2 separate regions of the Mus musculus genome follow, and region 1 is linked to region 2. The links are chromatin contacts, found by Hi-C or POLR2A ChIA-PET in ENCODE. All regions are on one chromosome and are shown on one strand. The core of a region is the stretch at or near the end of the contact, and the rest is flanking DNA. Distances in the headings are between cores, read along the strand shown. Region 1 holds the start of Slc13a2 (solute carrier family 13 (sodium-dependent dicarboxylate transporter), member 2). Region 2 overlaps Foxn1 (forkhead box N1).

What was found. A loop is a pair of places that touch in the nucleus more often than their neighbours do. ChIA-PET counts read pairs that join two places held with the same protein, here RNA polymerase II (POLR2A).
Region 1: POLR2A ChIA-PET joins it to region 2 with 12 read pairs in embryonic stem cell. The contact joins the promoter of Slc13a2 here to the enhancer-like site in region 2. A Hi-C loop is called at or near these places in 2 of 37 maps with a recorded cell type or tissue (left cerebral cortex and regulatory T cell). POLR2A ChIA-PET finds 5 or more read pairs at or near these places in 4 of 5 experiments (Patski and embryonic stem cell).

The regions. Positions count from the first base shown.
Region 1 is chr11:78,418,513-78,423,497 of GRCm38, reverse strand. It overlaps Slc13a2 (solute carrier family 13 (sodium-dependent dicarboxylate transporter), member 2), which reads left to right and starts at 1,264. Exons shown (of 12, transcript NM_022411.4): 1 at 1,264-1,432. The coding sequence starts at 1,331.
Region 2 is chr11:78,357,673-78,362,929 of GRCm38, reverse strand. Foxn1 (forkhead box N1) reads left to right here. Exons shown (of 9, transcript NM_008238.2): 7 at 1,297-1,504; 8 at 1,662-2,153; 9 at 3,860-5,257. The coding sequence ends at 4,179. Among named protein-coding and RNA genes, the nearest start is that of Gm30367, 12 kb to the left of the region's middle. Within about 2 kb of position 2,714, at least 1 of the 3 ENCODE cell types and tissues checked has a DNase peak (open chromatin) inside an H3K27ac peak, as active enhancers do.

The DNA of each region.
Region 1 (4,985 bases), core at 15-2,514, 62 kb before region 2:
AGAAAAGAAAAGAAAAGAAAAGAAAAGAAGAGAAAAAGCCAAAAACAAAAAACAAACCAAGTAGGTATTCCACACCACACTCTGCACCCCGGTCCCCAGCAGCACATACATCAGCCTGCCCGACACCCTCTCGGTCCCACTCTGCCCTCCTCCTGCCTATGACTCCAATCTAGAGCCGGGACACACACAGGCTCTCCTCCAGGCATCTTTTTTGGGGTGTCTCCAGTGCTCTCTCCCCAAGCTTCCACCCTGGGTTGGCATCCACATCAGGGCACTCACAGAACATGTTTGAAGTCTACCCAGCTCTGTGTTCAGGTCTCAGTTTCCCCACTTGTAAAGTGGAACTGTAACACCTAGTGTTTTGTGCGGTCAATGAAACAGTACACAGTCCAGCTTGGACTAAATGCTGGGAACATCACACCCCACCTATGTATGGCCTTTTAATTTCTGTATCCTTAGCACCAAATGCTGCCCATGATTGGTGCCAAAGGTTTGTTGGGTGGATGACAGGTATGAGGAATGGCTGAGTATGTAAATAGCGTATGAAGCAATATTTGCTGTTTTTCCATGGCAGTCAAGAGGTGGGGACCAGGAAGATTCTGAAAAAAAAATAATAATCTTTATTGTCTACCTACCACACATCGATGCTCAACATATACAGGAAAGGATTACTGCAGAATGAGGAAGCGGCCAGTGGCCAGGTCAAGTCAGTGGGTCAGTCTTGTGCTAAGGGTATGAAGAACTTGTGACTTTGACAGATTCCCTGATACCTAGCAGGAGGGGGCAAGTTTGTGGTTGGCTGGCCAGTTGCCCCCAGGCCTCCCAGTAGGGATCTTGGGCTTTAAAATTCCCAAGGATGGGATGCCTGGGTAGTCAGGATAGGGGTAACGCCCAGCTCCAAGGGTCATGTGTCAACTGCTCAGCTGAGAACTTGGCTTTGGGGAAATCAAAGGCGAGAGGTGGGCTGGCCTGGAAAGAGAGCTTAGCTCCTGCTCTGCACAGCCCCGACTCCAAGTCCGGTTCCCCCGGCAGTCTCTGTGTCCAGAAGGAGTGAAATCTGGGCTGCTTTCCTCCAGTAACCCGAAGCTTTTATTTCTTGTCTTTACCCTCCCTGGCTCCCGCTAAGTCTTCCTGGTTGTTACTCCTCCCGCAGGTCCCTCCTCCTTACTCCCACCTCCTGATTCCAAAAACACTCTGATTGCCAGGGTGGGTCAATGGTTAACACTCCTCTGGCTTTATATAAGCTGCCCCAGGCCACCTGCTGTGCGCTACACCTTCAGTCTTTTTCGTAGCTCCTGGAAGCAGCTGCCGGGACAGGCTGGTCCTCACCATGGCCACCTGCTGGCAGGCACTATGGGCCTATCGCTCCTACCTGATTGTGCTATGTCTGCCCATTTTCCTGTTGCCTCTGCCACTCATTGTCCAAACTAAGGTAAGGACTGGTGGGTCTCATTCAGTATAAGTGACTCAAGGGGTGACGTCAGGGTCAAAGTGGGGCATCCTTAGGTTTTCCTTTTCACCTCCCTTCCCCAGAAAGTGAAGCCACCACCTCCTGGTCTTTCTGAGAGCCAAGGGTGGTTTCCGCAGGGCACTTTGGAGCCTGCTGGTTTGTGGTCAGAAAGCCAATTGCATAAAGGAAATGCAGCCGACAGATGAGTTTATCTGACTATTGTGTGCCCATTAGCGCTGAGCTCAGTGCCAGCCAGGGACAGGAAGAGCCAAGTGGGTAACTAGCTTTTGAGAGGATAAGTAGGAGAGAGCTGGCCTCAGGCAGCTGTGCCCTCGAAGATAAAACTAAGATAAATGACTCACCTGCAGTCTCACGGGTGGCCACTGAGGGGGACCCCTTTCAGTGTGCACAGCCAGAGCACAAGGTGCCTGCCTCCTTCCCATCTCAAGAGGTTATTCACTTGAAACCCCACCCCCCACCCGCGCCTGTGACGGGCATCGAGGGATTCTGTGCTTCATCTTATGAGCCAGGTCCCACTGTCCCATTTTGCAGATGGGGAAAAGGAAGGTAAGTCAGTTATTCAAAGTCCCAGGACAGAACTTGGTGCCTTGGAGCTTGGTTTCTATGTCCTTTGTGGTTTCTCTGTAAGAAAATTAACATTAAATCCGGGTGTGGTGGCACACGCCTTTAAAATACCAGCACTCAGAAGCAGAGACAGGCAGATCTTTGAGTTCAAGGACAGCCCTGGCTACGTAGAGAGACCGTGTCTGGAGGAGGAGGGGCATTATATGACAAATTTAAAATTAGCTTGGAGGTCTGGAGATACAACCCAATCAATGGTAAGGTTTTTGTCTGTCTTGTGCAAGATCTGGGGTTTAATAATCCCTAGCACCATCAAAACTAACAAAAACACAGACAAAAAAAAAATCCCTAAATTTTAGCTAGGTTAGTGGTGGTGCACAACTTCAAACCCAAAATTTAGGAGGCAGAGGCAGGTGGATCCCTGTGAATTCTAGGTCATCCTGGTCTACAGAGTGAATTCCAGGACAGCTAGGGCTACATAGAGAAACCTTGTCTCGGGGGATGGGGGTGGGGGTGGGGGGAATCCCTAGATTTGAATGAAAGTATCCTAGAGCTTTGGGAAAGGAAGCTCCAAGAGGGATTCAGACCTCAGCCTCAAAGTCTAGCTGCCTCTGCAAAGGACATGGATGGGTGGGGGCAGAACTAGCGGTGTGGCTGTCTCCAAAACTGACACTGAATCTTGGCCATGGACCATCCCACGCCCCTGGTTCTGCCCAATGAGCCACTACTTGTTGCTACAGATAGGGGAAATCAATCCAGGAAGGCCTTGGGTTTGCGTTATCTCTGAGGGAGAAGGCTCAGGATACGGTCCCCAACACTTGCCCAGTGATAAGGCCAGACTGATTTTGGAGATAACCTTTCTCAGACAAGTGGCGTCTCTAAGCGGGGGATTGCTCAGATAGATTTCGGACAGGCTGGAACACGTGTGACACCACCACCATCCTGGGAGAGGCACACATAGCTCAGAAAGATTCATTGTTTTGCCCCGGGGTCACGTGGCAGAGGGAAGCTGAGTTGTTTCGAGAAAGCTGTGCCTTTTGGTGAAAGGATGGTGTGCAGTGGCGGGAGTGTGAAGCTCCAGGGTTTGCTCTGCTGTACCTGGCCCTGCCACCTGCTTCTGCTTGCCCTCTGTTGACTCAATCAACTGTCCTGAGAGGTCAGGCCCTCATTTGGACCTTGGGTTCCTATCCTACACAAGAATTTGTGGTCAATTTCTCCTTCCCTGCTTGACTGAGCCCATCACCATATAAACCAGATTTTATGCTTCTCATGGCAAACTGTCAAGACCCTGCAGGTCACAGTCACTCTTTCTCTGAGCCTGCCTTCCTTTTCTATAACCATTCCTTTGCTATAACCATAGCAAGCCTCAGAGTGTGCCTGCACGCGCGTGCACACACACACACACACACACACATACACACACACGTGTGTGCTTTCTTTCCTCACTCCTGACACTGCTATCCAGAGTCCCACTAGCTTCCAGGGTCCTAACCCAAGACCCATCCTCAACCCTGCAGCAAGATTTGTCCCAGATGGTCACACCCACTTTGCCCTCACTTGACTTTAGTGACACCTTCTCTGTCTGAGAGACAGTGACTCCTTCTCTGTCAGACTCGGCAGGTTTCCCAGCATCCTTCCTGTCTTCCCCCCCCCACACACACACCCACTCCAACCCCTCCTGATTCCTGGCCAGGTAATTGTATACTGTCTCATAATTGGAAAAGCATCCCTCTTAGCTGGGTGTGGTATCACTCACCTCTAATCTCAGCATTTGGGAGGCTGAAGTAGCAAGATCATGAGCCCAAAGCCAGCCGGGGCTAAGTGGTCAGAACTTGCCTCAAAAACAAAACAAGAACCTCCCTGCCCCCAAGACCTTAGTCTAGGATCCTACTCCAGACCTCTACAGTTGTATCAGCCAACTGTCTTGGGTATTTGGTCCACACAAATATTTCTCTATAATCAGCCTGGCATCCAGATCCAAACCAAAGCTCAGCCTGGCACCTCAGAAGACTTTTCACATCGTCTCATTGAGAAATGTCTCAATGCCTTTGATGCTAGCCATGACTCCAGCCATTCTGAAGGGTCCACTTTCCCCCACCTACTCACACACCAGCAGTCCCCGCAGCACACTCCCAAAGTGTCTGCATTATGATCCTGTAGTGCCAGGGAAGTGTTAGTGATTCCCCCAAAACAGACAGGAGCCAATCTGGTGCAAGTCACCGCAGGGTCTTTTTATTCTATTCGAGCTAGCTTGGGCTCCCAGGCACACCGGCCGGCAGTCACACAGGATGATTCTTGGTGAGAAGAGGAGCCCGGGATATCTATCAGGCAAGGTTTTCTAGAAAGCGGCAAGCAAGGGGGTGGGGTGAGTGTACATCTAATTGGAAAGCTGCTGTGGCCTTTAGCATAATTGGCTGGTGCTGGGAATCAAATCATAAACTTAATCTCTAGTTCCCTCTGTATTGGTTAGACAGGAGGTGGGCTTGTAACCTGGGGGTGTAAACCTGTAGGGGAATAACCTGGAGACGCTGGTCTTGTTGGGGGTCAGTCTAGAGACTGGAGTTAGGTTCTGGTTTTGTTGTGGGGGTGTAACTTGGAAACTAATGCTAGGTACTGACCTGTTAGTTTACCTGAATTCAAACTTAGGTCAGGTTCTTAAAAATGGAGTCTGAACTTAAAAGATTTGGCCTCTCAATCCTAGTAAACTCATCCTAAGTTGAGACTTCTATAAATGGAAAACACACCGTGCATCCACTAATGGCTACCCACTAACCACAGCCTGGCGATGCAGCTCAGGGCAAAACCCCCGCCGCTGCCGCCCCACCCTCCCTACCCCACCCCCGTCAGATCACACTAGTCACTCCGGCGTTTTATTTACAGAGCAGTCCCTGTTTGAAAGGATCCTGGCTGAGGCTGAGGATGTCATTCCATGGGCAGAGAGGGTTTGCCTAAC
Region 2 (5,257 bases), core at 1,465-3,964:
ACCAACACCGCATCTGCCATCAAACATAGAGGCAGCAGGTGTGCTAACTCCCACCTGTTCACCAACCCTTTTCTGCCCAGCTTGCTCTGGAGGGATGAGGTGGACCCAGAGGAAACGCATTATGCTGTTCTCCCTTTAAAGCTGTCCCCAAAGACTTTAAAATGGCGATCTTCCCCTTTCTACAAGGGGACACATAGGCCAGAAGGCCCAGTGAGCATATCCTGCTTCAGTGGGGAAATAGACCAGGGGCCTCAATGGCATTTACCAGTTGTCCCTTAAAGAAAGATCACAAGTTGGACATTGTGACTTATGCCTGCTGCAATCTCAGCACCCAAGAGACTCTGAGCATCTTACTGTGAGCCTGGACTACAAGTGAGGTCCCATCTCCAAAAGGAGTGGTGGCTAACAAATATCGGAGAGAGCTGGGGGGGGGGTGCACACCTTTAATCCCAGCACTCGGGAGGCAGAAGGCAGGGGGATCTCTGAACTTGAGGTCAGTCTGGTCCACAAAGTGAGTTCTAGGACAGCCAGGACTATACAGAGAAACCTTGTCTCAAAAAAGAACCCCCAAAACAAACAAACAAGCAAACAAAAACAAACAAACAAGCAAACAAGCAAACAAAAACAATAAAAGCAGTGAGGTGGTGGTTAAGAACACTGGCTGCTCTTGCAGAGGACTTGAATTCAGTTCCCAGCCCCACATGGTGGTTTACAAACTATCTATAACTCCAGTTCCAGGAGATTCAGTGCCCTCTTTGACAGACTCCTGTATGCATGTGGTGCATAGACAGACATACAGGCACCCACATGTACACATAAAGTGCATAATAAATATACAAAGGGTCACATCCTCTGAAGGGTCTAGACTAAGAGCTAGGTAGGGTAACAGCAGCTTTTAGATTTTAGCTAAAAAAAAACTAACTTAGGCCAGGCAGTGGTGGTGCACGCCTTTAATCCCAGCACTTGGGAGGCAGAGGCTGGTGGATTTCTGAGTTCGAGGTCAGCCTGGTCTACAGAGTGAGTTCCAGGACAGCCAGGGCTATACAGAGAAACCCTGTCTCGAAAAACCAAACCAAACCAAACCAAACCAAACAAACCAAAAAACAAAAACTAACTTAGGATCAACGATTCTGCCCACTAAAGGGTTCTACGAATGCTTTTGGAGCTGAATACATCAAGCCAGAGTGTGTAGAGACCCTATGTATAGAATTGGCGAAGGAATGTTCTAGAATCCCCAGACCTAGAGCCATTTCTTGCCGCCTGAACCCAACCTGGATTCTTGTTCTGCTCTGGTAGACTGCTCCTGATGGCTGGAAGAATTCTGTTCGCCATAACCTGTCCCTCAACAAGTGCTTTGAGAAGGTGGAGAATAAATCCGGAAGTTCCTCTCGAAAGGGCTGTCTGTGGGCCCTCAATCCTTCCAAAATCGACAAGATGCAGGAAGAACTGCAGAAGTGGAAGAGGAAAGACCCCATTGCTGTGCGCAAAAGCATGGCCAAACCAGGTGAGGCTGTCAGGCCTGTGTGAGAAAGGCCAAGGGACCTGGGTACCAGAATGAAGAAGAGCAGAGCCTGGGGAGAGAGGGATACAGGGAGGGGGGTCTGGGCTGGGAGGCTACAAAGGAGAGAGGCCTCATGGTGTTTTCTTTTGGGCCTTTGCAGAAGAGCTGGACAGCCTCATTGGAGACAAAAGGGAAAAACTGGGCTCTCCGCTGCTGGGCTGTCCACCCCCTGGGCTGGCAGGCCCAGGTCCCATCCGGCCCATGGCACCATCAGCTGGTCTTTCCCAGCCTCTGCACCCAATGCATCCAGCTCCAGGCCCCATGCCTGGCAAGAACCCCCTGCAGGACCTACTGGGTGGCCATGCTCCCTCCTGCTATGGGCAGACCTACCCACACCTTTCCCCCAGCCTGGCCCCTTCTGGACACCAGCAGCCATTGTTCCCACAGCCAGATGGGCATCTTGAGCTGCAGGCCCAGCCAGGCACCCCCCAGGACTCACCTCTACCTGCCCACACACCACCCAGCCACGGTGCCAAGCTGATGGCTGAGCCTTCCTCAGCCAGGACCATGCACGATACTCTACTGCCAGATGGAGACCTTGGGACTGACCTGGATGCTATCAACCCTTCTCTCACTGACTTCGACTTCCAGGGTGAGCTGGGAGCTGGGAGCTGGGAAGGGTGGGACAGGACTAGAGAGGTGCTCTTGGCTGCGTGGCCTAGCCTCTTCATGTCTCTAGGCTGCCACCTGCTGGCTCCTGAGTTTCTTGTCACCTGAGGCGGATGACTAGGAATGTTAAATTCGCATTTGCTCCCTGCCCTCCAGATCATGAGCTAAAAGGCTCTTTCCCCCATCTCCCCCCTCCTGGTACTCTGATCATGTACCAGATGGCTTCATCATCAAACCGCTCATCTGACAAAGCTGGGAAAAGCCGGAAGTTCCATTGGTGTACTTGACTGTGAGGGACTGGGAGGCTAAACGTTCCAAAATCATTTGCGTTTTATCAGAATTTAGCTTTCACTTCAGGAGACAGACTTTCTATGGAATGGAAGACCTCAGAGCTAAGCATGTCCTAGAGAGATTTGAGGGTACAAGCCCAGAGAGGTGAATCTTTACATTCTCCTCCATCTTGCCCGCTCCATCCTACAGGCAGCCAAGCCCCACCCTCTACCCTTCTAAGCCCCGCCCCTTCCCGTTTGAACTGTAGTGTACCGAGCAAGCCTTTTTGGAGGAGGCTGTTGATCTATACCTTAGACTGTTAGAAATAAACTTCACATAGACCTTCATTCCAGACCTGCTGCGGCTGCAGAGAACAGGCGGCTGCAGAGGAGGCTATGTGGACGTGGGATACTATAAATTCTATCAGAAGGCTAGAGATGTGGGTAGGGGGTAAAGCGTTTGCCTAGCATGCACCAATCCTTAGTTAGGGTCAATACCCCAGCATCACAAAACCCTTAATTAATACCCACTCAAGCTCCTACTGAGTACCAGGCATCTTGCAAACAGCTTTACATATGTTCTTCCCATCTGGACCTAGCAAACAATACTATACAGAGAGATACATCCACTCAAGGTCGCTGGGCCAGAAAGAAGGAGTTGAACCCAGGTGGCCAAGAGCAGCCAGCGTTGTCAGGTCTCTTTCTCCACCCTGCGGTGATGATGTTCCAGGCAGCGACTCCAGTCACTGGCCTGCCACGCGGCAGGTCACACGACCCTAGGAGGAACTCAGTGACAGCACTGTTTGTTCCTCAGAGTCAAGTGTCCTTTCTGGTTCTATCCCTGTACCTTGGGTCCTGTGAGGGGGCGGGGAGGAGGGTCTAGGGAGCCAGACCTGTGTACCTCATCAAGTTCGGTGGTGCACTGTGGGAAGACTGTAGGCGGCAAATCAACCTTTGGGAACCAAGGCAGAAGCCTGAGTGAAGAGGTTCAGGGGGGCCTCTAGGCCGCTTCCAAGAAGAGCTTTGCAACAACCTTCAAATGGGCAAATCCTTAACCTTAATCTAGTACCCTGTTCTTCTCGAAGAGGCCCAGAGGTTACCTGCAACTATGGCAGTGGTTCTCAACCTCTGGGTCGCGACCCCGATGGAAAGTCTGATGACCCTTTCATAGGGGTCGCCTGCATCTATGGCTTTTACACCGTGCTACCTTGGAGCTCGGAGCTGGACTCTGAGGCTCAGGAAAAAAAAAAAAAAGTTCAGTGATTACTTGAGGTCCCAGAGTGGATGCCAAGATAGGCTTCCAGTCCGCATCACCAGACTCCTGTTCTCTGAGGCTTCTGAGGTACTTGGGTGGGAGACAGACTGGGCTTAACTCTCTATGGCCTGCCAATGATGAGGCTTCTTCCCTCTCCCCGACTAGGAAATCTGTGGGAGCAGCTGAAGGATGACAGCTTGGCCCTGGACCCCCTCGTATTGGTGACCTCGTCGCCGACGTCATCCTCCATGTTGCCACCCCCACCAGCAGCCCATTGCTTCCCCCCAGGGCCTTGTCTGGCAGAAACAGGCAATGAGGCAGGTGAACTGGCACCTCCAGGCAGCGGCGGCTCCGGTGCTCTGGGAGACATGCACCTCAGCACTCTCTACTCCGCCTTTGTGGAACTGGAGTCCACGCCCTCCTCAGCAGCTGCCGGCCCTGCCGTGTACCTCAGTCCCGGCTCAAAGCCATTGGCTCTGGCTTGAGCTATGCCCAACATCAGCTGCGGCCTTTGCCTAGCTGGCTGCCCCATATTGGGCTCACCTTAAAGGTCAAAGAAGGAAAACACTACCTGTCTCCTATGCCACTCAGCCAACTTATTTGTTAGCCAGAAGTTGGGGGCATCCATCTAGGATGCTACCTGGTGGACCCGCATCTCACACGGGGCCCCCAGCAAGGAAAGTGTCGGAAAAGAAGCAACAGCGCGCCCCCTAGCGCCAGCTCACTCGAACTTCAGCTCTCGAGCGTGAACTCAAGCTCTACACACCTGCTCATCATGTGCCTTACACTCAGAGGAAGCCTTGGGTCACAGAGTCTGATTTGATTTCTGGGGCAGCTGAGAGCTAAAAGCTTTAGTTAGCAAAGCTCAGGGCCAGTGTGACAGGTCAAAGATCACCCCTCCAAACCTCATCCCAATCCCCATGTGCTCTACAGACTTGGCCCTCTCCCAGAAATCTCTATTTATTCTCCCATCTTACACCCTTAAAGCCTACAGGGGCTCCTCCCGTATGACCTGTGAACCCCTTAGGGAGACAACTACTTCATAGAATTTATCTATACATCTTCAGTATATACTCTGGTTGGCCATCTCCAAGGTGACACACAGAAGGGGCAGCATCTACCCTGGGACCAAACTGAGCCCAAATCCAACACAACATGTTTGGAAAAAAAAAAAAAAACTTGTCCTCAGAAACTTGAACCCCCTCTCTTAGTCTCAGCCACAGGAAAGGCCCCCTTCAGGTTGCCAAGTCTCACTCTTTCTCAATGAGAGGTTCATATAGTTCAAGCCCCAGCCTATTGGATGCGGTCAACTGTCTTAAGCATCCTGAGTAACTAGGGTTTGCAACCCGCTACAGGATGATGTGTGTGTGTGTGTGTGTGTGTGTGTGTGTGATACCCCCCCACACACACACACACATACACACACCTGCATAGCAGACTTGGGGCTCCCAGGGAGCCGGCAGAATGTCCGTGGAGCTGAGCTGTGACTCAGATGCCCACCATGACCCACCAAATGGGATCCCCAGCTTTCCCAGGGCCTGAGGGCAACCAGAACCTCCATAG